Linked DNA regions of Mus musculus: all the other regions are linked to region 4. A link is a loop called in an ENCODE intact Hi-C map of the cell type or tissue named here. Cell type or tissue: heart. All regions are shown on one strand. Links, peaks and the distances in the headings refer to the core of each region. The heading gives the core; the rest is flanking DNA.

What was found. Peaks named below come from ENCODE experiments on the same cell type or tissue, not always from the same donor. Only the 100,000 strongest peaks of a DNase experiment are listed, where the experiment ranks them.
Region 1: it touches region 4 in a loop (7-fold over the local background); 12 of 42 quality-filtered maps call a loop at or near these places.
Region 2: it touches region 4 in a loop (2.9-fold over the local background); 2 of 42 quality-filtered maps call a loop at or near these places.
Region 3: it touches region 4 in a loop (8-fold over the local background); 33 of 42 quality-filtered maps call a loop at or near these places.
Region 5: a loop joins it to region 4, with 6 times the contacts of the local background. A loop is called at or near these places in 18 of 42 quality-filtered maps.
Region 6: it touches region 4 in a loop (5-fold over the local background); 11 of 42 quality-filtered maps call a loop at or near these places.

What each region holds. Positions count from the first base shown.
Region 1 is chr14:65,843,286-65,848,613 of GRCm38, reverse strand. It overlaps Ccdc25 (coiled-coil domain containing 25), which reads right to left. Exons shown (of 9, transcript NM_145944.5): 3 at 2,279-2,318. Among named protein-coding and RNA genes, the nearest start is that of Ccdc25, 8.6 kb to the right of the region's middle. In heart, for the core only: a CTCF peak has its summit at 3,148 (motif pointing left); no DNase peak of the experiment used is centred there.
Region 2 is chr14:65,776,457-65,781,784 of GRCm38, reverse strand. No RefSeq gene overlaps it. Among named protein-coding and RNA genes, the nearest start is that of Pbk, 27 kb to the left of the region's middle. In heart, for the core only: a CTCF peak has its summit at 2,702 (motif pointing right); no DNase peak of the experiment used is centred there; H3K27ac peaks cover 1,587 bases.
Region 3 is chr14:65,869,150-65,874,477 of GRCm38, reverse strand. No RefSeq gene overlaps it. Among named protein-coding and RNA genes, the nearest start is that of Gm41181, 31 kb to the left of the region's middle. In heart, for the core only: a CTCF peak has its summit at 2,908 (motif pointing left); no DNase peak of the experiment used is centred there.
Region 4 is chr14:65,966,331-65,971,658 of GRCm38, reverse strand. Clu (clusterin) reads right to left here and starts at 3,176. Exons shown (of 9, transcript NM_013492.3): 1 at 2,971-3,176. In heart, for the core only: a CTCF peak has its summit at 3,162 (motif pointing right); DNase peaks (open chromatin) are centred at 768, 1,958 and 3,058; H3K4me3 peaks cover 1,588 bases; H3K27ac peaks cover 3,318 bases.
Region 5 is chr14:65,663,720-65,669,047 of GRCm38, reverse strand. Scara5 (scavenger receptor class A, member 5) reads right to left here and starts at 2,645. Exons shown (of 9, transcript NM_028903.2): 1 at 2,302-2,645. In heart, for the core only: a CTCF peak has its summit at 2,750 (motif pointing left); a DNase peak (open chromatin) is centred at 2,257; H3K27ac peaks cover 281 bases.
Region 6 is chr14:65,593,992-65,599,319 of GRCm38, reverse strand. It overlaps a transcript of Nuggc not described here. Among named protein-coding and RNA genes, the nearest start is that of Elp3, 3.5 kb to the right of the region's middle. In heart, for the core only: CTCF peaks have their summits at 1,386 (motif pointing right) and 2,098 (motif pointing left); no DNase peak of the experiment used is centred there; H3K27ac peaks cover 22 bases.

The DNA.
Region 1 (5,328 bases), core at 222-5,221, 120 kb after region 4:
CATCAGAGAATCCCAGGTTAGAACTCTGCACTGCAGATGAGCTCGGAGTCACTCTTGGCTCCTGCAAGATTGTCAGGATTGACAGCACATGAAGTGGAATGGGCCCTGAGGTCTGGGGTTACTCCAGCTTCCCTGAGTTCTCAAATAGCTTCTGAACATAAAAGTCAACTGTGCTGAGCTTTGGCCATTCATCCCTAGCCTACTAAAGGTGCCACAAGGGAACTCTAGGTCGCTATCATCCTGGTGAGTCTCAACCTTAAAAAAAAAAAAAAAATTGAAAAAACTCAAGCTGTAATTTACTAGTGTGGGTTTTAAATTAGAAATCTGTCTAAATAAACTAGAAATTATACCTCTTTAACTTAAAAAAATATTTAAAAGGTATGGTAAACTGACTTTCAAGGTGTATCTGAATATATAACCTTTCCTACTAGGCAGCTAGGTGTCAAATCTGTAGGCTAATATACAACACAGATAAACATAGTAGCTGTAGCTCTAGCACTTGGAAAACAGAGGCAAGAAAGTGAGTTCCAGGAAAGCCTGGAATAGAGTTAAACTCTACCTTGAAAAGAGTAAAAGGGGACATAAAGAGAGGAGGTAACGACCTCACCAAGAAGTACAGACACTGGCATCAAAGAGGCTTTAGCTGGGGATGACAGGGATTCAAAGGCGAGACAAGGAAGCGCTCATGGTGAGGAAGCCTTCAGCATGTGTGTTTCTACGAAGGCAGTGAGTGAGTCAAGCATAAACTTTTGTTATGTTCCAACACTGACGACCTCTTGTTCACAGAACAGGTAAATCACTGTCCTATGGAGGTTGTAGGGCCTTCTGAAGGAAGGCCAGAAATTCCCAGCAGTACAATCTGCCTACATGAGTGAAGGGGCCCTACCTAAGCAGAGTCTAACTTGATGGTACACTTGAGTGCAGAAGCTAGGAACTGTGCCGGTAGGAACTGTGCCTTTCAAATTCCTCATGTTTCTGCCACCTACTGGTTTTCTTTTTTTTTTTTTTTAATACTTTTTATTAGGCATTTTCCTCATTTACATTTCCAATGCTATCCCAAAAGTCCCCCATACCCTCCCACCCACTCCCCTACCCACCCACTCCCACTTTTTGGCCCTGGCATTCCCCTGTACTGGGGCATATAAAGTATCCATGTCCAATGGGCCTCTCTTTCCAGTGATGGCCAACTAGGCCATCTTTTGATACATATGCAGCTAGAGTCAAGAGCTCCGGGGTACTGGTTAGTTCATAATGTTGTTCTACCTATAGGGTTGCAGATCCCTTTAGCTCCTTGGGTACTTTCTCTAGCTCCTCCATTGGGGGCCCTGTGATCCATCCAATAGCTGACTGTGAGCATCCACTTCTGTGTTTGCTAGGCCCCGGCATAGTCTCATAAGAGACAGCTATATCTGGGTCCTTTCAACAAAATCTTGCTAGTGTATGCAATGGTGTCAGCATTTGGAAGCCTACTGGTTTTCAACTCGGACATCAGAATGACAGGAGAACATGCCCATTGGAGCCATGAACTAGAGCCCTTTATAACCAAGTAGATAAAAGTCCGAGATAGTAGCCTACTCAAGGCCATCCACCTTACTGAAAACGGAACCAGCTCTTCTGAAAAGTGGCCGTCCAACCTCACAGTACTGTAAGGAAATCAGTGGGCTGGGGAGCTCACAGCTGGAGAAAAGGTCTGTAGACAGTTACAGCAATGGGCCTGGGGCAGGGAGGGGGGAGCGGGGAGCAGGGAACTGAACAGGGAAGAATGGTGCCCTAAGGTGAGGGAAAATCAACCTCAACATTTAGAAGCTGAGCTGGGCCTGTGAGAGCCTGGGCTGGGCCAATAATAACCAGAGCAGACCTATTCTGTTCCTCATCTGAAAGGTGGACATGGTAGCAACACTGCAGAGGCTGTTGTGAGATTAAATGTATTGACACTTGGCAGTTAAGTACTTGAAACATGTACATTATTGCCATCATCCCCAAATACACTGAGAACTTAGCCAGGAAGCATGATAGCCACTGAAGTGGTAAGACTGGGTTCCAGGACAGAGAATAAGCACTGGAGAATGAACATGGACAAGACCGTAGTAAGAAGCTGAGTTAGGAGCCCGCCCGCACCCTTCTCTTTGGTCAGAGTGAACACTGAAGGGCACAGCGGCTATTCACTCAGAAACCCCATGAACGAAAACAGCATGGAGGCAATGTGTTTAAATTATAGGCAGCAGGTAGATAGATCTCCAAGTCTGAAATCTAAATGAAACAGATATTTGCTACTTACCAAATATCTTCAGGCCAGCCATACTTTATCAGATCTTCATCTACAATAAAATACAAGAGGAGGAAAAAAGAAACTAAGAAAGTTGCTAAGTGGAAATACACCAGGATTTTTATGTTGGTAAGGGGAAAAAAATACTATCACCCCTCTACACACACAAACATATTCTCTCTCTCTCTCATTCTCTCTCTCTCTCTCTCTCTCTCTCTCTCTCTCTCTTTCTCTCTCTTTCTCTCTCTCTCTCTTCCTTGATGAAGAAAACAGTGGTGGGGACTTGGAAGCTTGACAAAAAAAGAAAGAATACAGCTTTTACAGTCAGACAATATACTTAAGATATTGATACTTAAAAAGATAAAGATATACAGAGGATATACTTAAGGATATTTCAAACAAAGTCTAAAAGGAAAGGAAAGATCACGAATGAGATGAAGCAGCAGCAGACAGATGTGAAAGAGTGAGAAGGAATTACTCTGGGAGGTAGGGAGTGGATCTCAAGCCTTGGGAGGGATGAAGAGGAACAAGCTTCTGAGGGTGGGGAACGACTGTGTGTGTGTACTGTATGATCTGATATTTTAAGTTATACGTGGCAGGTAAGCCATTAAAGGTAAAGTCAATTAACAACTGCGAGGAAAGCATGTGATTCCGATGTGATGGCTTTAAACGTACCTAAGAAAGGACAGCCTTAGGGCTAAGCTATACACAACCCTTTGGAGAGGACACTGTTGGCACTAGCTGACACCGGAAGCTTTCTGCTAGACATTAGAAATTTACTATGGAAAGTGGGAAACTGAACAAATCACCAAAAAAAGTAAAAGAAAATACTAATGGTGAAACTAATGGTAAGTGTGCTATGAATGGCTGAGGCCACCTGCTGGCTATGAAGAGAACAGACCTGCCAAGAGTTCGGCAAATACACTACTTAAAAATTCCATTTATGTTGTATCCAGTGTGGAGCTTACTTGGAAACTGCCTGGCTACTGGAAATAAATGGGTGAAGCCAAGAATATTTCCAAAAGGGGACTTTAAAATGCAGCTTCCTTTCATATAAGGCTAATTTGGAGGGGCTGACAACTCCATTCAACTCTAAGTCTCCTGATGGGCAAGTGTTCCATATATACAGACACAATGGCACAAAACACCAGAGGGCTCTAGACGTCTAGACTCACAAATGGACTCTGCATCTAGGGGTGTGTCTCTAGGCATAAATTCTACCACAAATGTGAAGGCTTCTCAACTCAGTGCCTCAAACCGCCCCTCCTACAGCATGTGCTAGTATGTAATGTGGTAACAACTGCATTTTGTCCACATTTTAAAACAGGTTTTATATTTCAGAGCAGTTTTAGGTTCACAACAAAGTCAGTACATGCTACTTTTTGTGTCTGGATGCCAGAATGCAGCAAAACCGCCACCTACATCTTCCTAACAGAGGCTGGAATGAGGCCTCCCTCCATAAAGAGGAGACAACCACAGAAGGAAAACAGAGACAGGCGGAAATGTCAGAAGCACCACTAGTCCACCCATGTGAACCAGAACAGCGCCGGCCTTTAAGAAATATGTAAAGCTCCCCCCCGCCCCCCCCCCCCCACACACCCGCCCAGTTATAGTGTGCAAAACCTGCATCACTCAGGAAGCAGCCTGGCTCTAAGTGCTTCCCAGTGGCTGTGGTCTCATGCTCTTCCACTGTGATGTAGTAGAAAGAAAACCACATTTGGCAGCCTTGGCATCTGCTTTCATATCCATTCTAAGTAACTATGGCTCTTGTAGCAGTGGCTTACTATTCAGTGTAGAACATGAAACAGCCTCCTTTTCTCCAGGACCAGTGTTATCATGGGCTACAAGGAGAAACTAAAACTTAAGTATTAGTATAACATGGATGACTTACCATTAGGTCACACCTAAGTCAACGCCATACACCCATTACAATGAAAGACTGCTTCAAAGTGTGGGCTACTCTATCTTGCTGTGATTTGTTGTTTCTCACTTCATAATGGCAGTCTTGATCTTACCAGTTCTGCTTTATAGCACCCATTTTGGACTTGTTTATATCATTACTGTTAAGAATCTCTTACTGAAGATGGTATGTGTGTCTCTTTTAATGCATATAAACTATCAAATTCTAACTGTTGTCAATGTCAAGCTGTACCAAACTAGATTGTGATAGTTTTAGAAAGAAATGGGAAAAGCAGATAAGGAATATCAAAAGATTACACACAGACAACAGTGTGACCAGCTAGCTCTCAGACGGACCCCGGGGAATGTTCCCAGAGAAGCAAGGTGGGGAGTGGTATCTGGGAGCTTAAGAAGTTCCAGGGATTCTACCCACCAGCTAAGAGTGCTCCTATGGGGTGGGCACTGTGTGATGGTTTGTATGCTTGGCCCAGAGAGTGGTGCTGTTGAGAGGTACAGCCTTGCTGAAGTAGGTATGTCACTGAGTGTGGGCTTTAATACTCTAGTCCAAGCTGCCAGGAATACTGCTAGTGGAAGCCAGTATTCCACTAGCTGCCTTCAGATGAAGATGTAAAACTCTCAACGTTGCCTGCACCATGCCTTCCTAGGTGCTGCCCTACTCACACCTTGATGATAATGGACTGAACCTCTGAACCTGTAAGCTAACCCAATTAAATGTTGTCCTTTATAAGACTTGCTTTGGTCATGGTGTCTGTTCACAGCAGTAAAGCCCTAAGACAGAAGTTGTTACCAGGGACTAGGGTATTGCTGTGGTAGGCCTGACCATGCTTTTGTCTGGAGGAATGTGGACTTGGGGAAAGCAGTGGAATGCTTTAAATGAGGCTTAATGGACTCTCCTAGTAAGAATATGAAACACTTTGTTGCTGAGATGGATTTGAACTGTGCAGACCTGGCCCAAGAGGGTTCAGTGGAGAAGAATTTCAGTATGTGGCCTAGAGAGTGTTTTTGTGGTATTTTGATGAAGAATGTGGCTGCTTTTTGCCCTTGTCTGAAGAGTCTACCTGAGTCTAAGGTAAAGATATTTATATTAATTGCATTGACAATGGAACCCTCAAAAAAAAAAAGCCCAGCAGAGACTTGATCTC
Region 2 (5,328 bases), core at 89-5,088, 190 kb after region 4:
ATCCGGCCAGAGGCCGACTCCAGGAGAAAGTTCTTATCTTCTGCTTCCCCAGTGCAGAGAATTTTCCACTGCCCCATGCCAGATTACACACACAAGCATCACTTCTGCATTCCCCGCTCCCATACCTTAGCCACTTCTTTAAATGGTAATGTTTGTGAGTTCCAGGAGTCTGTGCTTATTTTCCATATTCTGCCAATTAATTGTGGTCTGGAGATAATCCATTCCAAGTCCCTGAGCTATAAAGTATGGCATCAGCTAATCTTTTTTCAAGGTAATTCATTCAAAACCTTGCATCAATTACACCTATTATAGTTTAGTCTTTGAGTTAAAAACCAATAATGTTCTTCTTTTTCCCCACAGCATGGTTACTGGGAGAAACTGTTTGTTTCCTGCTTGGAGACTATGTAGCCCAGGCAGGTCCTTAGCTGGCCTCCAACTCGCAATGATCTGCCTGCCCCTGTCTCCTGAGTGCTGGGATTAAAGGCTTGTACCACTACACATGACTTTTGGAGTAACTATACCACTGCGGAGTGCAGGCTGTCCACAGAACCGAAGTAGATATCCTGGGGAGTGAAAAGGGTCAGGCTTGAAGGAGCCCCATCATCGCTTGGTCAGTGACAGGCAGGAACAGTCTGGGACCTACTTTTCTCTGTTACTGCAGCCAGGTGCAACAGTAAGAAGAACTCACTGTCGCCCCACACCCTCCACTCCTCTTCCCAGCAGTCTACGCTGGGCCACTACCATCTGGAAATTATGAAGTCTGTTTGGAAGCCAGAAACACCTTCCACAGCAACTTAAATGGATTGCTTCCTTAGTCAACAGCACATCCAAAAATAAGAAAACAATTAGGCATTGTACAAACCGCCATTTTTATAGCCAACACTTCCAGCTATCAAATTAACCTGTGATGGCTTCTGACTCACAAACTATTCTGTCAAAGAGTCAATGATGTGGTGTTTACAGAAGGGAAGAGGGGGTCATATGGGCTAGTTTGTGTTTAGATAACATGGCACTAATATGGCTTTCTGATGTGGCTGGATGTAGCCAATGCTAGACATCTGGGATACAAAGCAATGGCTGACACTGAATGTCTGAGGATCCCCCAAAGCAAGCAGTGGTGTACCCTTTTATAAACCTGTGACCTTTTATAAACCTGTTCATGGCAGACACCACTTTGGTGTGATTCTCTATAAATGCAGCCTTGATGTCGGAGGTGAATGCCTCCACCTTTTGTGTTTGTCAGCTAGCCTGTATAGGTATGTATGCCTATCTTGTGACCTGTGTGCCCATCTACCCGTGTATGTACCCAGGTGTCTGCCAGTGTCTGCCTGCCTTGTGGCCAGTGTGCCTGTAACTACAGTTTCCCCTATTTGCTGCTGATTCCTTGGATTCTCTTTAACCTCTGGCTATTTATAACCCTCTTTTGTTCCTGGCTGTGGAGCTTGGACCTCACATGCACTCTCTTGTCTAGCAGTATAGATCTGGGCCAACCATTAAACATATGAGCCAGAAAGTACAGGAGGAGGAGAAGGAGAAGAAGGAGGAGAAGGAGGAGAAGGGAGGGGGAAGGGGATGGGATGGGAGGGGGAGTTCTTTTTATCCTTCTTTCCTGTTGTCTAGGTCTCTTATAACAAAAGACAGATTTACAAAAGGTAAACAAACAGATGTGTACTAACATGTATGTCTCCTACACTTGTGAGAAGAAATCCAGAGGTAAACAGACTCTCAAAGACATAGAGTAGAACTAATTCAGACTTAAAGAGATTGTCAACAGACAACAGACAGCATTGGGGACAGTGCAAGGTGGAAATGCAAACATGTGGGAAGCCAGTTACCTGCTTCATAAAGACTTCTTCATTGCATAGAATACCCCAGTGTGGTGTCCAGGCTGTGAAGGGTCTTAGGTCATCTCATGTGATAATTTAGTCCCTATTTGGTAGAGAAGGAAGGAGGGACGACTTTACAGAGTTCTACCCCACTCTAGGGGAAAGGTAGAAAGATGTCTCCTGTACATTTCTCCTTAATTGTTTTCAGCTTGAAACAGACCTTATATCAAAGTATTATATGTGGGGGATTCATACTCTGACGTTCTTTGAACGCCTTCCTGGGCACTCATGGTTCTCTATTACAGTCAAAGCCATAAAGCTTAGGAAATGAAACACTGAATGCACTTGCTCAGTCTCTGCTCCTCTGTTTGCAGCTTTCCCACCTATAAAACAAGGAGGCCGAGTGATAGACCTCTAGTATCCTTCCTGACTCTATCTAGTATCCTTTCTACCTCTGACAGCCATGAGCTGCAGGGCTTGCTGAGCCTGGCTCCTCCTCAGATGGCCATGGGCAAACAGCAGCAGCAGCCAGGAATTCCTCAGAGATTCACCACAACCAGGTTTGACCCAGTCTTACTGATGAGACAGTATGGTGATCTTCATATACTTAAGACCTGGCTTCAAGTCTGGCAGTGGTGGCACACGCCTTTAATCCCAGCACTTGGGAAGCAGAGGCAGGTGGATTGCTGAGTTTGAGGCCCAGCCTGGTATATAGAGTGAGTTCCAGGACACAGGGCTACACAGAGAAACCCTGTCTCGAAAAACCAAAAAAAAAAAAAAAAAAAAAAAAAAAAAAAAAAAAAGACCTGACTTCAAAATTTGAGGTTGACTCTAGACTTCTTGGAGTAGTTTCTCTTGTCTGCCTGTAGATGTCACCAGAGAGCTGACAGCAGACATGTTGAAGCAGGGGTAAACTTGAAGTTTGATTTGCTCCCAGCTTTTCAGATAATTCTTTTCAGTTTTCTGACCTGATGCCCTGTGAAACTGCAGAGAACTGAGCCCCAACGTGTTTTCTTTAATAAGATATATTTATTTTTTAAATGTACACTGTCACTCTCTTCAGAAACACCAGAAGAGGGCATCAGATCCTATTACAGATGATTGTGAGCCACCATGTGGATGCTGAGAATTGTACTCAGGCCCTCTGGGAGAGCAGTCAGTGCTCTTGACTGCTGAGCCACCTCTCCAGTTCCCAAAGGTTTATTTATTTTATGTATGTGAGCACACTATCACCATCTTCAGACATATCAGAAGAGGGCATTGGATCCTGTTAAAGATGGTTGTGAGCCACCTGTGGTTGCTGGGAATTGAACTCAGGATCTCTGGAAGAGCAGTTAGTGCTCCACCAACATGTTTATTTAAAACCACCCACACTGCAGACATTTAAGTGCCTGCCAATTTAGAACAGAGTTGAACCCAAGGGCCTCTGCGCAACCCACATGGAATAATTTAAAAAAAAAAAAAATCCAGTGTTCTCTTTTTGTTTGTGTGTTTAAAGACAGGGTCTCACCAAGTCTGGGCTGGCTGAAAATAAACTTGAAATTGACCTGAACGTTGTGTTTTATAAAAAAGAAAGAACCAGGATATGTTTGGTAGAAGCAAGGTATGGTGAGGTGGAAGGGGGTGCCTCTGTGGGCCCATGCTGAGACATCCCTTCCCCCTGAGGAGCATGGGATAGAGTTTATTTAGGGCATAAGGTGGGGGGAGAGCGAAAGAGGGGGGGGAGGAAGGGAAAGAGTGAGGGAAGAGAGAGAGAGAGGGAGAAGAGAGAGAGAGAGAGGAGGAACATGTGGAGAGAGTGTGGGGAGGGGGATGGGGAGAGACGGGATAGAGAGGGTAAGTGAGTAAGAGAATAGAATGAGAAAGTAAGATAGAGAAGAGGGGGAAAACAGCTCCTTTTATAGTGAGTCAGGCATACCTGGGTGTTGCCAGGTAACTGTGGGGCGGAGCCTAGAGGGAATGCTAACATTCTGATGCTCCAGACTCCTCCTCCTAGGGACTGGTGGTATTCACCCTCCACCTACAGTGCTTTGCTTGCTGGAGGGCACTGTCGCAACAGGATGACACACCCAGCCCCTCCTTTTATTTATGTTCCAAGTTTAGACAAAATTATGCTGGATGTTCCCACTGTAATAATGACATCTACTGAAATACAACCCGTTCTTCACCTAGAATATTCGTGACGGTATCTGTCGCACTATAGTTTATATTTCTTTACATATTCATTTTATTTTATGTGTGTGGGTGTTTGGACTGCCTTATGGGTGTGCCTGGGACTCAAGACCAGAAGAGGGTGCCAGACTCTTTGGACCAGTAATTGCAGATGGCTGTGAGCCAACATGTGGGTGCTGGGAACTGAACCTGGGTCCTCTACAAGAACAGGAGTGCTCTTAACCACTGAGCCATCCCTCCAGCCCCTGTGTTATTCTTTATTGAACACCAATTCCCCACACTTATAAAAAAGATTACCTCTCCCATAGCCCAGAATCTTCCCTGTTATCCAAACTATTATTCAAGTGCTGCTTCAGAGTTTGTAAGCCACTTTCAAATGACCTCATAACTAAAGGTGCCTAGGATACATTCATTTGTAACAATGGCTGGAAGCCCTTCTTCATCCACGAGTTTGTGGAACCAAGATCGGAATCTCGGTCCTTCGATCCCATATTCCTGTCAAATAAAACTTTATAGGAGACACTGATTTGGACTAAGCCCAACAGTCAAGCCAATATGGAATTTAATCACAGTAGCTGGCCTTTATTTAGTTCATTGCAGGAGGCTCTGTAGCCAATTATCTAATTAAGCTGTAACCAATTAAATTGTCTCTCACAGTTCCATTTTCTATAAACGTCAGATTATGTTGTTGGTTGGAGCTCTCAGAATCTGCTCCGGTTTTGGAAGCAGCCTGATTCTTTAACCATTTTTTTTTTTTTTTTTTTTTGGCTTTTGCGTTTTCTTTTGCTTACTTTTGTTTGGTTTTTCTTGCTCACACTAATTTTGCTAAATGTAATTGGTCACAGGAATTTTCCTTTCAACATTCCATAATCTTTCTATTGTCCCAAAGACCTCCACTAATTATAATAAAATCTCTGCTCTGTAATCGCGCCAAGCTGCAGTTACCCACGACTGAGACGTTTCATGTAGGGATTTAACAGTTTTATTTTTGTCTTAAAATGATTTATTATTATTATTGTTGTTGTTGTTATTGTTAGTGTGTGTGTGTATGTAGACATGTGCATGTCACAGTGTACATTTGGAAGTCAGAGAACAACTTGAGAGAGTCGGTTCTCTCCTTCCACCACGGGATCTGGGGGTTGAACTCCAGTCAAGTTTGGGAGGCAAGCGCTTTTACAGGCTGAGCCACATTGCCAGCCCTCCATCTTTATTTGCTAATATTTTCTTCGGCAGTAACGCAGAAGGTAGGTACTACCATTCCCAAAGATGAGCCCATTGAGTCTGCTATTGGGAAGTTGCTTCCAGGTTTTGAAAGTGATGGTCCAACAAC
Region 3 (5,328 bases), core at 163-5,162, 97 kb after region 4:
TCCCTTCTCTGCAGTACAACTGGCCCCTAACATGAGGCTACATTGGTGGGCTCTAGCTTCCTGGCCCATGTGAAGGATACCTAGGTATTGAGAACCTGACCTTTCAAGTGCCTCTGTCAAGTATGAAAAGCAAGGCAAAGGATCTGAATTTGTGATTCTGATTTTCCAAAGGTCACCGGTGAATTCCCAGGACTCTAGAGAGGGTGAGTTGGCCATCGGTAACAGGTGAAATCATGCAATCCAAGGACCCACTTTATGTGCACAGTCCCTAAACCTTGCTTCCTTTCCTTCAAGGCTGCAGGACTGGTATACCAGGAAGATGCCAAAAGTACTTACCTTCACTTGAAACAAGATGTGTTTTAATAGCCATGTGGGCAAGGAGGAAATTATCGCCTAGATTCAGACAAAATCAGGAGGATTTGTAACTGGTGGCGTGTGCTAAATAATGCTGAATATTGGCTTGATCTCTGTAGGAGGAGATGTTCGGTAAAGCTGGTCCGAGACCAGCTGCGTTTGATGCTTTCCCAGTTTCCTAATGACAGTATAGTCAGGGCATTTACAGACACATAGGTAATATGCAAAAGGCATTTACAGACATGTAGATAATACAGGCAGAACACTTGCAGACATGTAGATGATATAGACAGGACACTTACAGACACATAAATAACGTAGGCAGAACATTTACAGACACATAGATAATATAGACAGAATGTTTACAGAATGTAAACAATATAGACAGGGAGTTTACAGACATATAGATGACGGTTATGAGTGTGATTATGGGGCTGGGGAGGTAGGTCGGCTGATAAAGTGCTTGTTGTAAAAGCATGATGACTGGAGTGCGATCTCCAGGATCCAAGGTTCATGCTGTAACCCTAAGGCTGGACTAGCAGAGCCCAGGCACATTAGTTCATGCTGTAACCTCAAGGTCAGGCTAGCAGAGGCCAGGTACAGTGGTTCATGCTGTAACCTCAGGGTCAGACTAGCAAAGCCCATGTATAGCGGCTCATGCTGTAACCCAGGGTCAGGTTAGCAAAGCCCAGGTACAGTGGTTCATGCTGTAACCCCAGTGCCAAAGTAGCAGAGCCCAGGCACAGAGGTTCATGCTGTAACCCCAAGACTAGGCTAGCAGAGTCCAGGTACAGTGTTTCATGCTGTAACCCCAGGGCTGGCTAGCAGAACCCAGGTACAGTGGTTCATGCTGTAACCCCAGTGCCAGAATAGCAGAACCCAGGTACAGTGGCTTACATTAAAATCTCAATGCCAGTCCACATGAGTCGGCAAGCTCCAAGCCATTGAGACAGTGTGACCACCCCTTCCAAAAACAAAAAACCAAGATGGCTGACAGCTGAGGAGCAACACCTAAAGTTGACCTCTGTCCTCCACACATTGAACATACATACATGGGTCTGCACACATAATAGCACACGTGTATGCCCACACTCCACACAGTGATCTTAGAATGACTAATTAGAATTCAAATCAGCTCATTGATGGATTCCAACAAGGAAAATCCATCAAAGACAATATTGAGAGCCAGCAGTGGTTGACACAGGCCAATAATGTCAGCAACCGCAGAGGTTAATGCAAGAGGACCGAGTGTTCAAGACCACTCTAGGGTCCAGAGCTTCTGAGAAGACCTTCTCACAAACAACCAACAGATGAACAATGTTCAGAGAAGTTATGGAGAAAAATGACAATCGGTTTTGTCTGAAGGTCAAAGTAAGAAGAAACTAACTGTGAGTCATTTTGAGGAATGTCCATGGGGGAGTGGAAGATGGAGAAAAGCAAGGGAAAAGTTACAAAAAAAGTAAAGAGCTGTAGGAATGGAGGGAAAGTGTCCAAAGTAGGCTTAGGGGCAGGAGCAGGGAGGTGCTGTTCCGATCTTGGTCAGAGATGTCCATCATTGTGGTAACTCTTTAAATGACTGTATTTGTTCACATACTCTTTTGTATATTTGTTGCTAATTTTTTTTTAAAAGGGATACTTTTAAAGCCTTAAAGGGCAGGAAATCTCAAATCCCAGAGTAACCCAGTCAGGCAGAGCATTTGATTGACAACGTGAGCCACAAGAGTCAATCCTCTCTTGGCTCTCATGCCCCTCCATGCATCTCAGGTCCTGGCTGGCGACCCTGCAGAGCTTGAGGGGGTGTTCTCTCAGAGGACTCAGGCAAACAGGAGTAGTTGGGGGGCCCACAACCCCACATGATGTGAGGAGCCTGCTTTCCCCTGCTTTCGTATTGGATCATAACAAATGAAGGGTTTAGGAGCAGCCACAGGTGGCAGCTGACAGCTGTTTTCAAACCCTCCAAGCTGTTATTTGGCAGAGGAATCTGGCCTGGTCTCTGCAGTGCCAGATGCCAGGGTGGCCACTAGCTGAATCCACTGTGCGGCAGGCCCTGGATAAATAACATAACTTCCTAATAAGAGAATACCGGTATGAAGTCCTGAGCTCCTGTCCCAGACAAGGCTCAGACTTCCTCTTTAGGCAAAGGGTACCACAAAAGAGTAAGGCAGCTCAAATAATCCCTGAAGTCCCTTCACCTCCCATCCATGAGATGAGACTGCAATCTTTGTACATTGTGTGCACAAAGAAAGACAGAAGCTGACTCCAGAACGAGAGCCTTGTTTCTAAATACAATGTACCAAGTCTTCTTGGAAGCAAAATTGTTTGTTTGTTTGTTTGTTTGTTTGTTTGTTTAATCAGTGAGTGGTGTTGTATTTCTATTATTCCAATGATAACATGGTCTGAGACTCCACTGCTGCCCAAGAGCATAGGTTGTCCAGATCATTGCAGGATGCTGTGTTCAATCTCTGGACTATCTGCAGGAGTGTGATCCAGAGGCATAAGGCTTACCAGAAACAGAAGCTGAGACCAGCTTGCTCTCTCCTGCCCTCTGCTGGGCATCCCCTCCATCTCTTATTTGTGCAGGACGCTGATGATACCTGATTCAGATGGTGCAAATCAAGAGCGTCTGTCCCCAAGAGATTCATCCATCTGAGGCCTTTACAATGTTCTAGACAATGACAAACTTTCAGATAAGGGCTTGGAGAAAGCTCAACATTCAAATTGACAAGATCCTGTTCAAAAGTGAGTGGTGGCTTTGTGGGAAATTCACAGCTCCCAGCTCATGAGCTATGGAAGAGCTTGGAGCCAACCTATAAAAATGTGGACATTTTATCTAGAACTCTAGATTTTTAATACCATATTAGTGAATGTTCATGACGTCTTAAAATATAGAAGTAGTTTGTACAACTGTAGTCCTGTTACAAGACATGGCAATGTGGGTCCTGCCAAGTGACAGCAAAGCCAGTCACCTCCATAGCCTTTTAAGGCACAACTCAAAATGGACACACAGAAGTAAATCCATAGACCTCCAGGGATAGTTGCAGTTCCTCAATACCCAGAGTCCTTCAAGACCTATGGCTGGCCCAGGGAGGCAAGGTCCAAGTCCTAGGGAGAGACAGGCATGTCATCTCCTAATGAGGCCTCACTGTGCCTGCAGGACCATCTTTGGTATACTCTCCCATGAAGAATGACCCAGCCTGAGGAATTCCACAGATAGGACACAGGTTGAAAATGTTCACAGTGGCCAGGTGAAGGTGGCTCAGTGGTTAAGAGCACTGACTGCTCTTCCAAAGGTCCTGAGTTCAATTCCCAGCAACTGCATGGTGGCTCACAACCATAATGGGATCTGATGCCCTCTTCTGGTGTGTCTGAAGACAGCTACAGTGTACTTATGCATCAATCTTTTTTTTTTTTTTTTTTTTTTAAGTGTGGAGTAGAGAAACCCTGTTGAAAAGGATTGGGAGGAAATGCCACTGCCTTTGTCCTGTCCCGTGTCATCTAGCGCCTTCAGTGCAGCTCACTGGCTTACTCTGTAAGCTTGGCTTCCCTGTGGCAGCACATTGCCTCATTGCCGGAGCGGACATGCCGCATCTTCAGGATGGCCACGATATGGAGTCATCTTGCCTGACATCCTTAGATATGTCACCTGCCCTATTTAGGCTGGCACTGGAATTTATAGCCTCTGCTTTGGTCTTATTTCTCACTTTCCAGTGGACAGATGGTGACCCAGAGGAGAGACATGTCACGCAGAATAAAAGGGCTATATCCTAAAGGGCAAGTGTGCAAATACTACTTGCCTCTTTTCCCTGTCTCCTCTCCCACATGACTGGTTTCCTCTGATGGGGTGAGATGACAGGGCCCCATCTGGTTAAGGGAGTGAGCTAAGCTTAGGGAAAGAATCAAAGGCAAGAAGAGGACACTGTCTGGAATTGCCCAGAGCGAGTCCTGTTCCTACCTACGCATGCTCCCTCTGCCCTCCAGCAGAGAGGCAAATGACTTTCTCTATGGGTCATTGCCCACGGAGCACTGCACCATGTGTGGGTGTGCGCATGCTTGCAAGCGAGGGTTCATTGCATGTGGAGGTCAGGAGACAACTGTTGGGAGTTGAGTCTTGTCTTCTACCTTGCTTCGAGACAGGATCTCTCTTGCTGTTTCTGCTATTGGATGGTACTGCTGGCTGGCCCTCTTCTCTCTCTCATTTTACTTGGGGGCACTGGGATTACAGGTGCCTGTTACTGTATCTGACTTTTTGTTCCTGTTGCTTTACATGAGCTCTGAATATAAACTCACATCATCTGGCTTGTGTGGCAAAGTGCTTTTAACTCCCCTAGCCCCCAACTCCAGGGGCAGTAGAATAGGGCAGATGTAAGAAGAAACATAGTAATGGCTTCGGAGAATTCTTTTCCAGCCTTAAATATTAACACCTGCTCACCAGGTCTAAGAACCAGAGAAAGCTACATGGCTTTCCAGAATGAACAACTATTTCCCAGGGCTGCCATTCCATGACTGGTCACAAATGTAGAAAACTCTGAGTCAGGACCAGTCAGAGCATGCCAATGGTAAGACAAAGATAGGTCTTGTGTTGTGTGGTCTAGGTGCAATGCAGCCATAACTTTTGTGTGTGTGGTGGGGGGAGAAGGGGAACCACAGTTCTAACAGTTCATACAGCTGTGAAATCAGAAAGGAAAAAGTAACCTGTGTAAGATGGAGGTACCTGCAATTCAATGTACCTATATTTCAGCATCAAGCTGTAGGCTAGAGAGCCTCCACCCCTAGCTGAAGAGTTACTGACAGCTGGTGGTTGCTAGGAGAGGACAAGTCACTTTTCTTTAGGAGTGTGGTCCTAAAGACCATGTTCCCACAGATAAGCCCACCCACACCCATGCATATATGAGCAACACTAGTGAATTTTTTTAAAGGACATGAAGTTGCAAAGTGGACATGGGAAGGGATCTGGGAGGAACTGGAGAAGTGGAG
Region 4 (5,328 bases), core at 125-5,124:
CTGAGAGGGGAGGTGGGGTGGGATTGGAACACGCGGCCCTCATCTGTCTCCTCATCTGGCATCACTGCAATCTACTTCTCAAGAACTGGGGAAGAAAGCCAAGATTAAACTGACCCCTTCTATAGACACTGGAGACAGCGAGGCCCTGGGAAGAACCATGGCCCGGCTGCACAGAGGAGCCAGGCTATCTGGAGTTGGAGGGGCCGAGCTCCAAGCTGAGTCCCTTTCTTCCCATAAGAGCCTGAGGCAGGGCAGATGAATTTCCTGTGTCTCCAGAGCATATTTAACATGCCAAATACTAAAGATACCTCTCCCGAAACATGCAAACATCCCTCGCCTATCCCCTTCCATGGTACTGCATCCCCACTCACTGCACAGCCCTGGGCTCCCCTTAGGGGGCCCTCAGCCTCCCAAGGCTATCCAAGTGAGCCTGTGGTAATATGCACACCCTTCCATCAGCACGGGAAATTCAATCCATCTCACCATCTCTGGGCAACGCTTGTGCCACCAGGCTGAGTATGGATTGGGGAGGGGGTGGGGTAAAAGCAAAATGGGAAGGGAAGGAATTTAGGACTGCAGAGAAGGCAGAACTAGAAAGGGGAAGGACAAAGCCTGAGATTAGCAGTGAGCCCCCATCCCCACCCCCACCCCCCGCCCCAGAAAGCCCTTTCAGGAGGACAAGCCCATTGGCTCCAGCAAATTCCTTTCACATGCCTGTTGCCTCTAAGCCTGAACTAGCATACTCTGCCAAGGGGCCACTGCCACCACTGGGCCGGCTGCCCTGAGCCAGGGGACACAGGCTGAAGCCCCAGTATTACACAATGGATCCTTTCCCAGAAGCTGGATTGGTTGCATAAACACACACACACACACACACACACACACACACACACACACACACACACACACCCCTTGCATCTCCAACGCTGCCCAGAATAGCTTATCTGGGCTCACCAACTTCCTATACCCACAGGAACAGGGAAAAGGGAGCGATCTCTCTTCCTGGAATGGCTCACTCTTAAAACCTGCTCTCAGCTAGGCAGGCCCATCAACACACTGGGCAGATCATTAATAGGCAAGGCCTCTGCTGAGGGCTTAATTACGCGCGCAGAGCAGAGGAGGAGTGGTGTGGGAGAAGAGACTTTCCCAGGGATAGGTAGGTGGCTCAGCCAGCCTGGTTCATGATCCACTAGGAAGGCCCTGATCTCATAGACCTCCCAGGTGCTCACTGAGGCCTGAAATGCTCCAGGCAGGGACAGACCCCTTGACACATCAGAGACAAAGCCACAGAAATATCTGTAGGTGGGAGTAGCCTCAAGCATGACCATTTTGGGAAAAGCCATTTAACAGCCTTGGAAATGGCTTCTGATCCGAGGCAGGAAGAGGCAGCAGGGCAGGGCAGCCAAGGAAGACCATTGAATGGGAGGCGAAGCAGTATCAAGATGAGCTACAGGGAGCAGGGAGCTTGGGGCTTGCCAAAGGAGACCTGGGGTCTGGAGAGCCACCAAGTTCCCAAATAAGAAAGGGAGGGTTGCTTGCTCTTCAGCCTGGGCCCTTCTAGAGAATGCCAACGCCCAGACACCTGCCAGGCTCCCCAAGACACACTGCAAGCCAGTAGCCAACCCCCACCCCCACTCTCCACCCCCCAGGAAGAATGCAGCCCTCTGAAACCTCATTTTAATATTCTTTCCTTGACAATAAAAAGTCCTAAATCTCTCGGCCTTGGTTTCTTTATCTGTAAAATGGACCTGATACAGACCTCAAAGAAGCGATCCTCTATTCAGTAAAGCTAAGAACAGACTCCCTCTAGGTCTGCTGGTAATATGGACTCCGGGTCAGAATCTGCTAGTCTCCCAAGTTTCCCGGCGCTGTGGTGTTGTTGTTCCAAGGACAACGCTGCTCAGTTCAGCCCGCTGCCTTCCCTCTACACTGACTTACTTCCTGTCTTCTTTTGGAGGCTGGCCTACTGCCTGGCTGCCAACTACCCTGGGTGCATCAGCCCCACCAGGGCCAAGGACCTCCTTATCTAGTAGGAAAACATAGCCTCTCCCATTGTGGCGTATTTTCTCCATTTTTTTCCAATGCATTTTTATAAACCATCCCTTCATAGGTCCTGTTTTTAAATATTTTTAAAAGTCACACATTTGCTGCTGCCTAATATTCCATTGATTGACTACCATTTGCAGTTTGTTTTACTATTCTCACAGGGTCGGGCACTAAATTGTATGATCCTGTTAAGAGAACTTGTATAGACTCTTGAATTCCTAACTTCTTCCTTTAAAAACAGCACCAGCACCATTTTTAAAACTGGGCCCAGAAATTCTGGAAAAGCCAAAGGGCTTCAGTTTCTTATTCATATAACGTTTGGAGGCTGAGCCTCTAATGGTCTCCAGGCCTCAGATTACCATCTATAAAGTGATCCGGTGGGATCAGACGTCTCGGCCTGGTGGAGCATTTCTCTAAAGAACTGGATGAATGCAGTCAGCTCAGCAAAACGGGTCTGGATGTCTGCAGCACGTCTTTAAATACACAACATCTTATTTATTATGCGCTGTCCCAGGAACTGAAAGGGAGGTCCAAATGCAATGACTCATGCCCAAAAGACAACAGCCACTACAGAGATCCGCACCTAGTCGCGGCGCTGAGCCACTCGCACCCCTGCGCCTCCCGCATCGTACGGCAGGCTTCAAGCCTCAGTTTCCCCATTTTTGCAAAAGGAAGATCTTTGTATGTGGCCTATTGAACAGCTGTGAAATTGTGATCCGGATTAAAGAACACGGAGACTCCCGTGTCTGAGCCAGCGTGCACCCCCTACCCAACCCCATGCTCGGCTGTCTGGTGATGGGGCTCTAGTCACCTCCCACTTCCCCACGGCTGCGCCAGCTTTCCACCTAGCTGCTACCCTTGCCCTCCCATCCCTGCCGGTGTGGCTTCAGCGGCGCTGGGGTAGGAAAGGTGCAGCTGTCTCACCGGTCTGCGGCTTGGCTCCAGTGCGCTCCTCCTGGTGACGCGGGTGGTGAGCACCGGGGAAGCGCCCTATTTATAGCGCTCTGCTCAAGTACACCCCCTTTGGGGCTGGCTGCAAACCTGCGTGACTCACGCCCAGAGAATGCCGGAGAATGCACCAGGAGCTTTCTGGAAGCCTAGAGGTGGGGGTAAGAGGCGCAGCACCCAGCGGGGGGCACCAGGGGGCGCATGGGCATCACAAATGACCGCATTGGTTGCTGTAGGGCCCCTAAATTGGTGGCTCTAATCCCTGAGAGCTACCAAAAACCTCTCAATCAGGCCCCAACAGAAGAGTCTTAGAGGACAAGGAATCCACACACTACACTGGCCTGCTTCCAGCCCAGAACTGGCACAGGATTCCACCGCCCGACGCCCACCTTATTGCATGTTCATCTTCCACATCCTTCCACATCGTTCACTCCTTTTCTTTGCTCCCATTTTAATGGGAGAGTAACAGAAACATAGAAGATGGCGTAGGCATTGTGCTAGGGAAGAGTATACACGAAGTACTTGGCTCCCTAAACGCTGCACTGGGCTGCTTGCTGGTCCCTTGGCAGACAGATGGAGGAAACAGAAGCGGGTTAAGAATGAGACAATGATACATCAGTAATCCCGAAGGCCTCTGCTGTCCCTGAATTCGTAAAGCCTAAGCATGGCTCCCACGCACTTGGGACCCAGTCAAGCAGGGTGGGCTTCACTGCCTCTGGACCTAGGACCCTCACACCTGTTTTCAAGTATACTACCCCATTTTCTTAGGTGATAGAGCCAATGGTAAGGTGTCTATGTTTCTGTAAATAACTGCTCACCGCATGCTCCTGTGGGCAACACTAATGAAATTTATGAGAGGAAGAGAGAGAGAAGAGATAATGGGAGGAAGAAGAGGACAAAGAGGACACGAAAGAGAAATGAAGGAGGGGAATATATATATATGACTATGCCATTCTTAAACTCATTATGTATAATTAATATATACTAATTCAATTTTTTAAACAAAAACTACTTTGTCCCAGACTTGGAACTCACACTGGTTTCTGAACAAGGAGCCTATGGTGGAAGTTCTCCGTGGAGCCCTGCTGCTGAGTAGCTGGGTCTGTGACCAGAGGTGCTGAGAGGCACCCTAGCTGCTTTTTGCTGAGAACAGGGACACCTGTTATGGGCATCTCTGGGAAGAAGGGACAACCTAGAAGCCCCCACCATGCTACTTCTCGGGGGAGAAGCTGAGCTTCCCACTCTGAACCCTGGAACATCCGTGTATCAAATCCCAGCACTCGGGAGGCAGAGGCAGGCGGATTTCTGAGTTCGAGGCCAGCCTGGTCTACAAAGTTAAGTTCCAGGACAGCCAGAGCTACACAGAGAAGCCCTGTCTCGAAAAACCGAGAGAGAGAGAGAGAGAGAGAGAGAGAGAGAGAGAGAGAGAGAGAGAGAGAGCCTGGCATCCCCCTCAAGCTGTCGAGGAACCAATGTAGGTAACACAGTTTGGGTGGCAGGCCTTGAAAACTATGTAAAAGAAACAGACTTGAAGGAGAAATGTGTGGTCGAGGTCTGTTTCCCGTTCAGATCTTTAAAGGAGCAGCCATAGGGCCAGATTTCCATTTGCTCAAGGCCCAGAGACTATGGTGATTTGGTACTTTCCCAAAAGGCAGCCTACAGGAAATGTCTAGGAATGGTCAGAACTGGGCTAAGGCTGGCTACAGTCCCAGCTGTTCCCTGAGGCACCCAGTGCCTTTAGACAAACCACTCTGCCCTTGGGCCTTAGTTTCTTCCGTCTGGGAAAGATGAATCTGAAATGAGTCCTCACTAAGGCTTTCTTTAGCCTAACCTGATTCAATGCCAAGTCTGGGAAGATAACTAACCAGAAAAACAGAGTCAACAGAAACTTGGAGGAATGTTCCCCCCACCCCACCCCCAAATCTTCTTTTTGTTTTCTTTATAAAGAAAAATAAAAAGAAAGAATTATCAGTAATAGCTACATTTTCTATGGACACCGATGTCCTTGTAATGTTTTTCTGATAGCAGTTCCCTCCCTGTTGCCTGTCATGGGCACAGGGTACAATAGCAAAGTCTCTAAAAGTTCTCCTTTGGAGATTAGGCAGGAAGATGTGCCTTAGTCAGCAGAAGTAGGGGATCCGGGGAGAGGGAGATAAGGAGTCCCCTGCCACAGTTACAAGTGTCCACTTTTCTCCTGTTCCCAAGCACACGAGGTTTGGGAACTCAGCCTTGAGCAAACGGACACAAATCTTGAATGCACCTCTTGATTCACGTGTGTGCCCGTGGGCATGTGTGTGCACTTGCATACATGTGCACGTGTGAGACCACAGGACA
Region 5 (5,328 bases), core at 78-5,077, 300 kb after region 4:
ATCCAAGCCCTCCGCCCAGCAAGGACCTCTAGGTGGGGCACAGGATGGCTCCAGCTCTACTCACATATAGGGGATCCTCCCTGGTCTCAGGATGTGTGTGGTCCTTCCCCTCTGGCCTCAGTCTTAAGAAGCTACAAAGCTGGAGGCCACTGTCTCTGCAGCCTGTGATAACTGTTGCTCTGCCAAAGGCAACTGGGGCTGTAGCCAGAGGTCCCCAGAACCTCTTTCATGCCACCTTCCTTCCCTCCTGATCAACTCCAGACCCCTGGGACCTAGAATGTGTCCACCAGCAACTCCTCCTAGCCATTCTCCCCACTGCCTGGATGGACTGAGCAATGGCCTAGAGGAAGGGGCCGGGACGGAGCAGGTCCAGATGTGAGAGGGATGACTTTGGAAATGGTCAATTCTTTACTACGTGGAAACAAAATGTAAGCACGTTCTGCCTGCCCTAGTTTTATGTGGGGTTCTGTTTTCTCCTCTCAGAGTCCAGAGCAGGTTCTGAACTCTGAGATCCTCTTCTACCATCTATAGACTCAGTTTGTGCTCTCAGGCACGTCACAGCTGATCTTCTAGAGTAGTGGTGATCACGGAAGCTGCTGGTGCATTGGAGACGCCCCTTGGGCCTCAGACTGATTGCCCCCCAACACCCCAAAACCTCCTGGGAGCACTTCCTGGGAGCACTTCCTGGGAGCACTATGAGCAAGGCAGGAAGGCAGATCAATCATTTTGGCATTTCTGGTTTAAAGATAACCTAACCAAGACCAAAGAGGCAAGAATGATAATACTGGAAATAAAGAGTCAACGAGGCAGTAATTAGATGGATGGTTCAGGGGTCTCCACACACAGCACTGACTCCATCATGGGCTGCTGTATCAAAGGTATATATGTATGTCTGTTACTTTCAGTGGCCACCTTCAGGGCCGCTGTAACAGGAGCTGCACTAGGCACACCAGAGGGGCAGCTAGTGCACATCTGTAAGGGCATGAGCAGAGGAGAAGGCTTGAAGGGAAACCTGGGTCACATGGGTGGAACCCCAGGTCCCCTGGTGCTCAAGGAGCCTGGACTTCAGCTTTGCTAATCAGAAGGAAGCCACCCAGGGGTTGTTATGAGTCATTCCCCACAAAGGGTGAGAATAGGGGATGAGCATTGCTTCCAGAGTCATCTGACAGCTGCCCTGGGACACCCTCGAACCCTCTGCACAGGTGCCGGAGGGAGGGAGCTCACGGCACAAGGGCTCCTTTTATTATCTCTCAGTTTGGGAAGGTGTTCTACTTTGCTGACCTGTGATGTGAAGTCCACTCTGCGGAACACCTCCCTGGGAAGGGGGAAGCGAAGAGGACACAGTGAGCATCATGTGAGCTGATACAGGAGCGAGGACCTTTCAAAGCCATGCAAGACAGGGGACAGTCAAAGACTGTAAAATTCTTTCTTCCTCAGCAGATGGGGATCTCAGAGTCCTGAGGACTCCCCATTGCTCAAAAAGTCCCAGAAATGAAGTTGTGTGGGGGTTCCCTTCACAAAAAAGCAACCTCAAAAGTGGCTTAAGACTGAGGTTTGAACCCTGGTTCTGGAAGTTTCTCTGGGAGCACCAAAAGGGCTAAACTCCTGCTGAGGCAGGGAGCTAGATCAGGGGCCTCACTTGCGACTCTGAATCTTTTTCCGTGGACTCTGGTCTCTCACTTGGCAGGGCTTACAGCTTCTCTTTGGACTGCCTGGGTTCTAAAACTCATTTAAACCAAATAAAGTCACTGCAAATTTGGCCCCCAAGAAAAAGTTACTAGATAGGTCTTAAACCTGTTATTTTTCTAACTGGATTCATCAGTTCACCGGGTCCCAACTCACAGTTAGAGAGGCCCAGATGCTTCACTAATAACCTCCTGCTTCATTTGTCCCACCCTGGTGTGTTTACACACATACACATGCCCACGCACAATGCATGCACATGCACCCATGCATGCACCCACACATGCGCCCATGCGCACTGCATACTGTGCACATGCATTTACTCCCTGAATAGGCTCTGGAGCTGTGACATAAGACAGCCAGAGATGCCACTGAAGCCATAGCATCCCTCTGGCATCTGGATGCGGGCTCACACACTACAGCTCTAGTAACTGAGTCCTGGGGCCCCTGTGTGTCTACAGGCTCAGATCCCTCGTACCCTCCCACCTGGAGGCCTGCAACTCCAGGTCCTCTGTCAGCAGGACTTCCCAACTCTCAGCTTCACCAGCACACCGCTTCCTCCATCTGCCCTTGGGACACCATTACCCCAAGCTTCTAGGTCAAAATGTCAAAACTCACCTGTATGCCCCGTGCTGAGGCTGGGCCCTGTCCCTTCAGTTCCCAGCGATTGCCATGGTAGCCAGAGAGCTGACTGCTGCCCCACGAAGACCCAGAAAGTCCCTTGAAGCTTGTACCCACAGCCAGCCAAATCCAGATGGAGTCATATAGAAAGAGTCTTCAGGGTCACCTAGTGATTTAGGCCAGGGCCACAGAGTCACTTCTATGGGAGGATCCGTTCAACAAAGTGGCTGAATAACAGGTCTGCACGTGGGACTCCTTGTCTTGGTGCAGCGTCGGTCAGCCTCAGAAAGCGATCCGGAGATATTCTGTGGAGTCACCCACAGCTCTGCTAGGTACTGACTGGGTGGGAGGTGCTCCAACCTCCAGTCTTTATTTAAAAAAAAAAAAAAGTTCTAAAAGCAACTTCTAGAGGGAGTTTGGACTACGCCTGCCCCCTTGTGGCCATCCTCAGACTTACAACTCTCTGCACAGCATTCCAGCCCTTGGCTTTGGGACTCAGTGATTGTGTTAAAGGCCTTGCTCAAAATACTTTTTGGACAGCTTCTGAGAAAATGGCGGCTAGACCTGGTTTGTGACACACCCAAGGAAGCAAGTCTTGTAAAATTTATTGTAGCACGGAACTGGCGTTTCTCAATTCATTCAGCAAATTTGGCATTTCCTGAAGTTACATCCACTCCCAAAGGACTTGGACAATTCACACACTGGTGCTATTTAGAATAAAGTCTGGGGTGGGGGTGGTGGGCTCTGAAAGAACTTCCGAAGTCAAGATCAACACAATTCAGTAACAATGCCAGTGTCTGTGGAGCACAAAGACTGCATGAGGCACGAGAGAACGGGCCTGGGAGAAGCCCTCTGGTTGGAAGTCTGACTGGACCTCAAAGGACTGGAAACCTCAACACAAACAATTACCTTGTTTTTTTTTTTTTTAAAAAGGAGATACACTAGGGTGGGCGATAGTGGAATCCACAGGACCCTGACCTCTCAAGCAGGACCCGAGCTCGATCCCCAGCCCCCACATAAAAAAAGATGGCGTGGTGGCACACACTGTGACTCCAGTGCTGGGGAGCTGTGGACAGGACGATTGCTGGGCTCACTGGCTGGAAAGCTAGCTTGTTTGGTGAGTTCCAGACCAGCAAGGGAACTCTGTATTAAAAACCCTCAATATAGAACGACATCAGAATTTGACTTCAGTCCCCTCCCCCCATACACTTGTACACATGTACACACATACAGATACACACAATAAAATTAAACACAAATTGGAAGGATTAAAAAGAGATTCAAGCAGGTGTTAAAGAAGCAATGAATTCAGATGAGAACAGTGGGAAGAGAAAGACTATCAGAGAGACATACCCTCCCTCCCTCCCTCCCCCAAGAACCCAGTGTGAGCCACAACTAGATAGATCAGATGATGGGTCTGGACCGAAGTGTGCAGAAGCTAGCATTCATAAATAAGTTCCTGTTTGTTGGCTAAACACAAGAACAGGGTTTCAAGGTCAGATTTCTAACAGGAGAGTCTGCCAAACTCAACTCTGCCCACCCCACAGTACAGCTGCCAACCCTCAGCTGACTACTTAGAAGAGCTTTAGTCATCTTCAGGGACCACCCTCCTAACTGTGCCCAGAGGCAGCTTCTGCAGGACACTGCTTTACAGGAAGAAAAAAGCAGTCTTGTATAAGGAGGAGTAAGAGGAAGAGAAGGAGGAAGAGAAGAAAGGGGCACTTTATGATATTATTTACTATACATGCAGATAATGCATGCACTACTTCAAATATTTTTCGAATACCTATATACTTGTTTCTTGATATCCTCCTGAGGTTGGTTTCAGGACCCTTTCATGGACGCCAAAACCTCAGGCATTTAGATGCTCAGCATAAAACATCAAGGTGTTTGCATCTTTATGGCCCTGCACAGCGTCCAGTCTACTCTAAACCATCTCCAGGTTATGTAGTCTACCCAACACAATGTAAATGTTATTGTGAACAGCTATCATACTGTAGAATTTTGAGAACTAGGGTAAGGATACATTTTATTATTCAGTACAAACCCCGATTACTTAAAAAAATAGTTTTGATCTATAGTCAGCTTCGCTCTGCAGATTTGGATACTGTTAATTCAGGGAGGGACGTTGTGCACATCTTAACAGTCATGTGAAGTAGGTGTAGCTCCTGAAACCATTTACACAGAGATCAAGTGATCCATCTTGGATCCCTCCAGCCTGTGAACAGCAGAGCTGCAGTTCAGCCCTAGGCGTTGCCTTGAGTCTAGGCCTGTAACCACCCCCTTTATTACTCCTTACAAAAATAATGCTTTTGTCACTCAACAAGTCACCAACATCCCTGGGAATGGAATCTCCCATCTAGCGAGGTGTGTGCTCAGAATGTGACACTTGCAGACCGTCATTACACACACATATGCATCAGCAAGAAATAGAATGTGTCAGTTCTGTGGTTGAAGCTCACATCCCAGAAACTGAATCTCCAGGGCAGCAGTGCAGGGAGGCGGGGCCTATTGGGAATGGCAGGAGCCAACCACACAGTAAGAAGGATTTACAGAAATAGCTTCTTCTTGTCTGTCTGTTACCATGGCAAGACTCGACCTTCATGGCCAGACTCTCTCGTGCCTCCTGCCAAGTGATCACACTGTCAGAACACGATGGAAGCTGGCATTTTTATCTTGGACTTTCAGGTCTCAAATGGAGAAGAAATGAATCCCTGCCTGCTCTAGATTTCTGTTCACAGGCGTTCTGTTTTATATCACAAATGAAGACAGCCGCTAAGACCAGGGGTGTCCTCTGTATTCTTCACCTCTGTGGCTCCTGGCACCATAATACCTGACAACAACCAGGGAGGAAAGGCTTCCTTGCCTCATGACTTCAGACCAAGCTGGCAGAGAAGGTGTGGTGGGTGCAAGAGGGGGTGGTGGAGGCTGTTCACAACATGGCAGACAGGAAGCAGTACCAAGGCAGGAAGCAGAGGCTGGGGCATAACTTCCACCAGTCAGACTCCACTGTGGAGAGCTTTG
Region 6 (5,328 bases), core at 159-5,158, 370 kb after region 4:
GGCTACCCCATCCTCACAGGCAGAAGCACAGCTCCCCACTCCGTGGGCCCTTTCTGTGTGCCGGCTTCCTCCAGGGGACTACAGTATGGAAGCCAGAGGGGAGGGAGGAATTTCCCAGTACCACCCGGCAGCCAGGAGATCCAGGGCAGGCCAGCAGCACCAGCTCCAGGAGCTGTTGTTTATTCTCCCTGAGGTGTGACAAGAATGACTTCAGCTCTGTGGTCTTCCTCCCCTAACCCCTAATTCTAATCTAAGAAGGAAAAAAATACCAGAAAAAAAAATGCCAATAGCGGAGAATCCTACAAAGTTCCAGGCCAAAAGCCTTCCAGATTGTCAATACCATCAAAAACAAGAAAGGTCGCAGGTGACAGCCAGGAAGAACCTATAGAGGCAGAACAGCCAAGTGTAATATGGTATCCTGGATAGGATCCTATAGTAGATCCGGGACCCTGGATATACACTCGGAACCACCATTTCACTGAGACACAGACACTACTTAGCACCGATGCAGTCATATGGACTCACTCATAACTAACCTACCACTCCAGTATAACCAAAGGCTACAGAAACTATTTTCTCAAGTTTGCTGTATATCTAAAACTATTCATTTTAAGCCTCTATTATTTAAAAAAAAGAAATTCCACAAGCCATAGTACAAAATACATAAGAGAAACAACTTACCAAATGTTGTTGAACAGAGCACGAAAAGCAAAAGGTCCCCCCCAAAATCCCAAACAGTGTTTGCTTCAGTTCCAGAAGTGAGCAGAGCCACATCTACACACCGCTGGTGCAGACATCAAAGACTAGCTGGATAGGGCCCTTAGTGGTCACATTCACAAAGCCACACTTACAAACACAGCGGAAGTGAAACTAACCACAGAAGGTTATTTGCCCCAGCCTCCTCCCCCAATATGCAGCTATTCTACGTTTTATTTTCATTTAAACTTCAATCACACGTGAACTGAGGACTGTGCACACACACACACACACACACACACACACACACACACACACCGCTGTCTTCCCACAATCAGGCAGGACTGGACCGTTTTTCCTTCCTAAACAGTTTTCAGCATCCTGCCATGACGGATGCACTTCCTCTGAGGATAGCTGCTATCCAGATGGATGCCGGGCAGGAGAAACCAAGGGCTGGTTCCCAGATACCCAAATGTGCATGAGGGAGGTGGAAGACACAAACTCAATGTTACCCCCAAATACATTCCATTTGGATTTGGATTTGGATTAAAAAAAAAAAAAGTAGAAAGTCAGGTTCAAATAACTCTTTTGGAAAATTAAACTTTATATCTTAAAAAAAAATAACTATTAAACGATTTATTTATTTTATGTATACGTGTACTCTATCTGCATGTATACTTGCATGCCAGAAGAGGGCATCAGAACTCATTACAGATGGTTGTGAGCCACCATGTGGTTGCTGAGAATTGAAAGCAGAACCTCTGGAAGAACAGCTGGAGTTCCTAATTGCTGAGTCATCTCTCCAGCCTGTTTTTTTATTGTTATTTATTTATTTTTTTTAATGTATCTGTTTTCTTTTAAGACAGGGTCTCAGTACGTAGCCAAGCCTGGTGTTGAACTTACAAAAATCCTTACATTAAAAAAAACCCAAAAAACAAATGTTTTTAGAGTGCCACCCAGTAGCAGAGAGCAGAAAATAAAACCTCCTTCCTTACAAAGATTGGCTACTCTGTTGATCAAACCGAGTACAGGGGAAAGTGAATTATTTCAACCTCCAGCTGCAGACTGTTATTTCTGGCCATCAATTTGATCATTACTACACAATGCTCAGGGACTCTAGGTGTGTGTGTGTAGTCAGAAAATAACAAAATTAAAATGTGGGCAGAATTAAAGATAAATATTTACAGTATCTCAAAAATTGCTTTGAATTTTTAACAAAACGGGTCTTCCCTACATAAGCAAGATACTGAAATAGAAATATGAATTTCAGAGACCTTCCCCCTTACATGTTTTGCACTTTCTTTTTATACTTTTGCCAATATAAATTTCAAAACAGAGACAATCAACATGAATATCACAAGATCACCACATACAGTCATACAATACATGCTTAGCCTGCCCTCTCCTGGCGATTTTCAAGCCACAACGGCTAACTATATTCAGAAGTGCTATTAAATCACTTTAAAGTAGGCTGGGAACTGTTAAAGATGCCTGGCTTCTGTTTGTTTTGTTTTGTTTTTCGAGACAGGGTTTCTCTGTGTAGCCCTGGCTGTCCTGGAACTCACTTTGTAGACCAGGCTGGCCTCGAACTCAGAAATCCGCCTGCCTCTGCCTCCCGAGTTCTGGGATTAAAGGCATGGGCCACCACTGCCCAGCTGATACCTGGGTTCTTTATGGCAGCCTTAGCACCTGAAACTGTACATGGACACTAATATCAGGTTGATTAGAAGTCTGGTCACTCTGCCAGGATGGATTCCCACGGAACTCAATGAAAGTATCTGTACTGGCTAGTTTTGTGTCAACTTGACACAGCTGGAGTTATCACAGAGAAAGGAGCTTCAGTTGAGGAAATGCCTCCATGAGATCCAACTGTAAGGCATTTTCTCAATTAGTGACCAAAGGGGAAAGGCCCCTTGTGGGTGGGACCATCTCTGGGCTGGTAATCTTGGTTCTATAAGAGAGCAGGCTGAGCAAGCCAGGTGAGGCAAGCAAGCCAGTAAAGAACATCCCTCCATGGCCTCTGCATCAGCTCCTGCTTCCTGACCTGCTTGAGTTCCAGTCCTGGCTTCCTTGGTGATGAACAGCAGTATGGAAGTGTAAGCCGAATAAACCCTTTCCTCCCCAACTTGTTTCTTGGTCATGATGTTTGTGCAGGAATAGAAACCCTGACTAAGACAGTATCAAAGCCAATGAGAGAATTTGCATATAGCACCACCGTGCCCTACCCAGTCACTGTTCCGCACTCCAGCATGTTTATAGACGAACCGTCCAAGTGTCCGTCAAAAGATAACTCGTCTTCTCTTCTGCATCAGATCCCATGAGCCTCTTCACATAATCAAACAGAACACTTCCTCTTCTTAATCCACCACACCTCCCCTCCCCTCTCCACTGGATCCATATGCAAAGCCACTGCCATTTTGAATCACACCCTCGTCCTCGGACCCTTTACCAGCTACCGCCCCATTTATCTGTCCTTCCTTATGACAAATCTCCTCAAAATTATCTGAACTCACCCAACCTTCTCCTATGTACCTTTTATGAACTATCCTAGTTTGTGTTCTGTGGCTGCAATAAAAATCCTATCCAAAAAGCAACTTCAGGAGGAAAGGGTTTCTTTGGCTTACACTTTTAGACCACAGTCCAGAATTGAGAAAAGTCAGGGCAGGAGTTCAAGCAGGAAGTAAAGTAGAAACAGCGAAGGGATGCTGTCGACTGGCTTGCTCCCAGGTTCATAGTCAGTTATCTTTCTTATACAGCCAGGCCCATCTGCTTAGAGATGGTACCATGCAGTCGAGCTAGGTCCCCCTCCATCAGTTAGCAATCAAGAAAATGCCCCACAGGCCAATATGATAGAAACAATTCTTCAGTTGAATTTCTTCCAACTGTGTCAAGTTGATAACCAAGATTGGTGATTACATAAACCTACTCCAATGGAGCTGGGTCTCTTCTTCTTCCCCCAAACTGTTCTCATCAAGGTCTCCCAAGGCTCCTGATCAATACAATCTTCATCTTCCTTGACTCATCTACAGTATGTGACACAGTTGATAACTCTCTGCTTCTTAACATATTTCTCTTGGCTTCTAGGTCTCCCACTCTCTGCTGGTTTTCTCCCCACACCCCAGATGTCTGGCCAGTTTTCTTGCTAGTTATTAGTCTTGTCTCTGATCTGATAATCATGGGAGATTCTTTACTTCTTTTACCCTGTTTCACAACTTTAAACTCCACCATACACCTAAAGCTCTCAACTGGGACCTCAAGCACACCTCTCACAGTTTGCCACTCATCAGATCCAAAGCCAGCCCCCCCCACACACACACACTTCATATCAGATAACAACAACTACATTATTCCCCTTCCTTAATCCAAAAGCTGAGATCTCATACTGAGTGTCAAGGTCTCTTTTGTTTTTCCCACACTGAGTGGAAGATTTGTGGAAATCATAAAAAAAAAAATTTCAGAATCTGAACAAGTCTTAGCACTTCCATGGCTTTCCATCCTGATTTGAGACACCTTAATCTCTTGCCTTACTTAGTGGTTCCCAAACTTTGATGACATTGTAGTCTGCTTTGGCAGTATTTTTTTTTTTTCTGTCACTGAGACAAAACACCATGACCAATAGAAACTTGGAGAGGAAAGGGCTTATTTGGCTTCCACATCATAGTTCATTACTGAAGGAAGCCAGAGCAGAAACTCAGAGAAGGAACCTGGAGGCAGGAGCTGATGTAGAAGCCCCTGGCTTGTTCAGCCTGCTTTCTTATAGAACCCAGGACCATCCCCATCCCCAGAAGGCACCTCCCACAATGGACTGGGCCCTCCGACTTCAATCTCTACTTAAGAAAATGCCTTACACTCAGATTTTATGACTGTCTTTTCTCAATTGAGTTACCCTCCCTCCAGATAGCTCTCGTCTATGTGTCAAGTTGACATAAGACCAACCAGCACAGGGCCACAGAGGATTTCTGTCTTATGTGTTGATTCCGAGATACACATTCGACATCAAAATCTACCGAGATGTCAAATAGGGAAGAAGCGGAGGTTGAACTATAAATCTGAGAGTAGAAAGATGATATTTAAAGACCATGGAACTCCAGAATCGCTAGAAAGAGACAGGATCAATAAGACCATTATTAGCTTGAAGTGAGACAGAGATATCTATAAGAGACTGAAATAATAATAATGATTGAAAATTCTAGAGTGGGGGGCCCTTATCTAAAAAAATATTTTCAGGGAAGTTAGTTTTGTTGACAAGAGGGTGGTATTAAGATAATTTGGTACACTGAAAAATCTCAAAGTCTTGACCAGGACAGTTTCAGTGTAGTGGTGACAACCAAGTCAGAGCTACCTCAACTCTACTGGGTAATAAGAAACTTGAAACATCACACCTTCCATTCTTTATTAATATCAAGGATTCTTAATCTTTGGTCCATACACAAAGGAGGTCATGGAAGGGTTTCAAGAAAAAGTTATTCCAAGTCCCATCTCCAGATGTTGCAAAATTTTGTACATGGTGTCTCACCTAGTGTTTTCAAGATTGTCATCAAGAAAAATCAGAGACCCAGGAATCCTCTAGGCTGCAAAGCCTGAAAGATCAAACTGATACTTGCTTCTTGTTTGCTGTCTTTTAGGGAAATC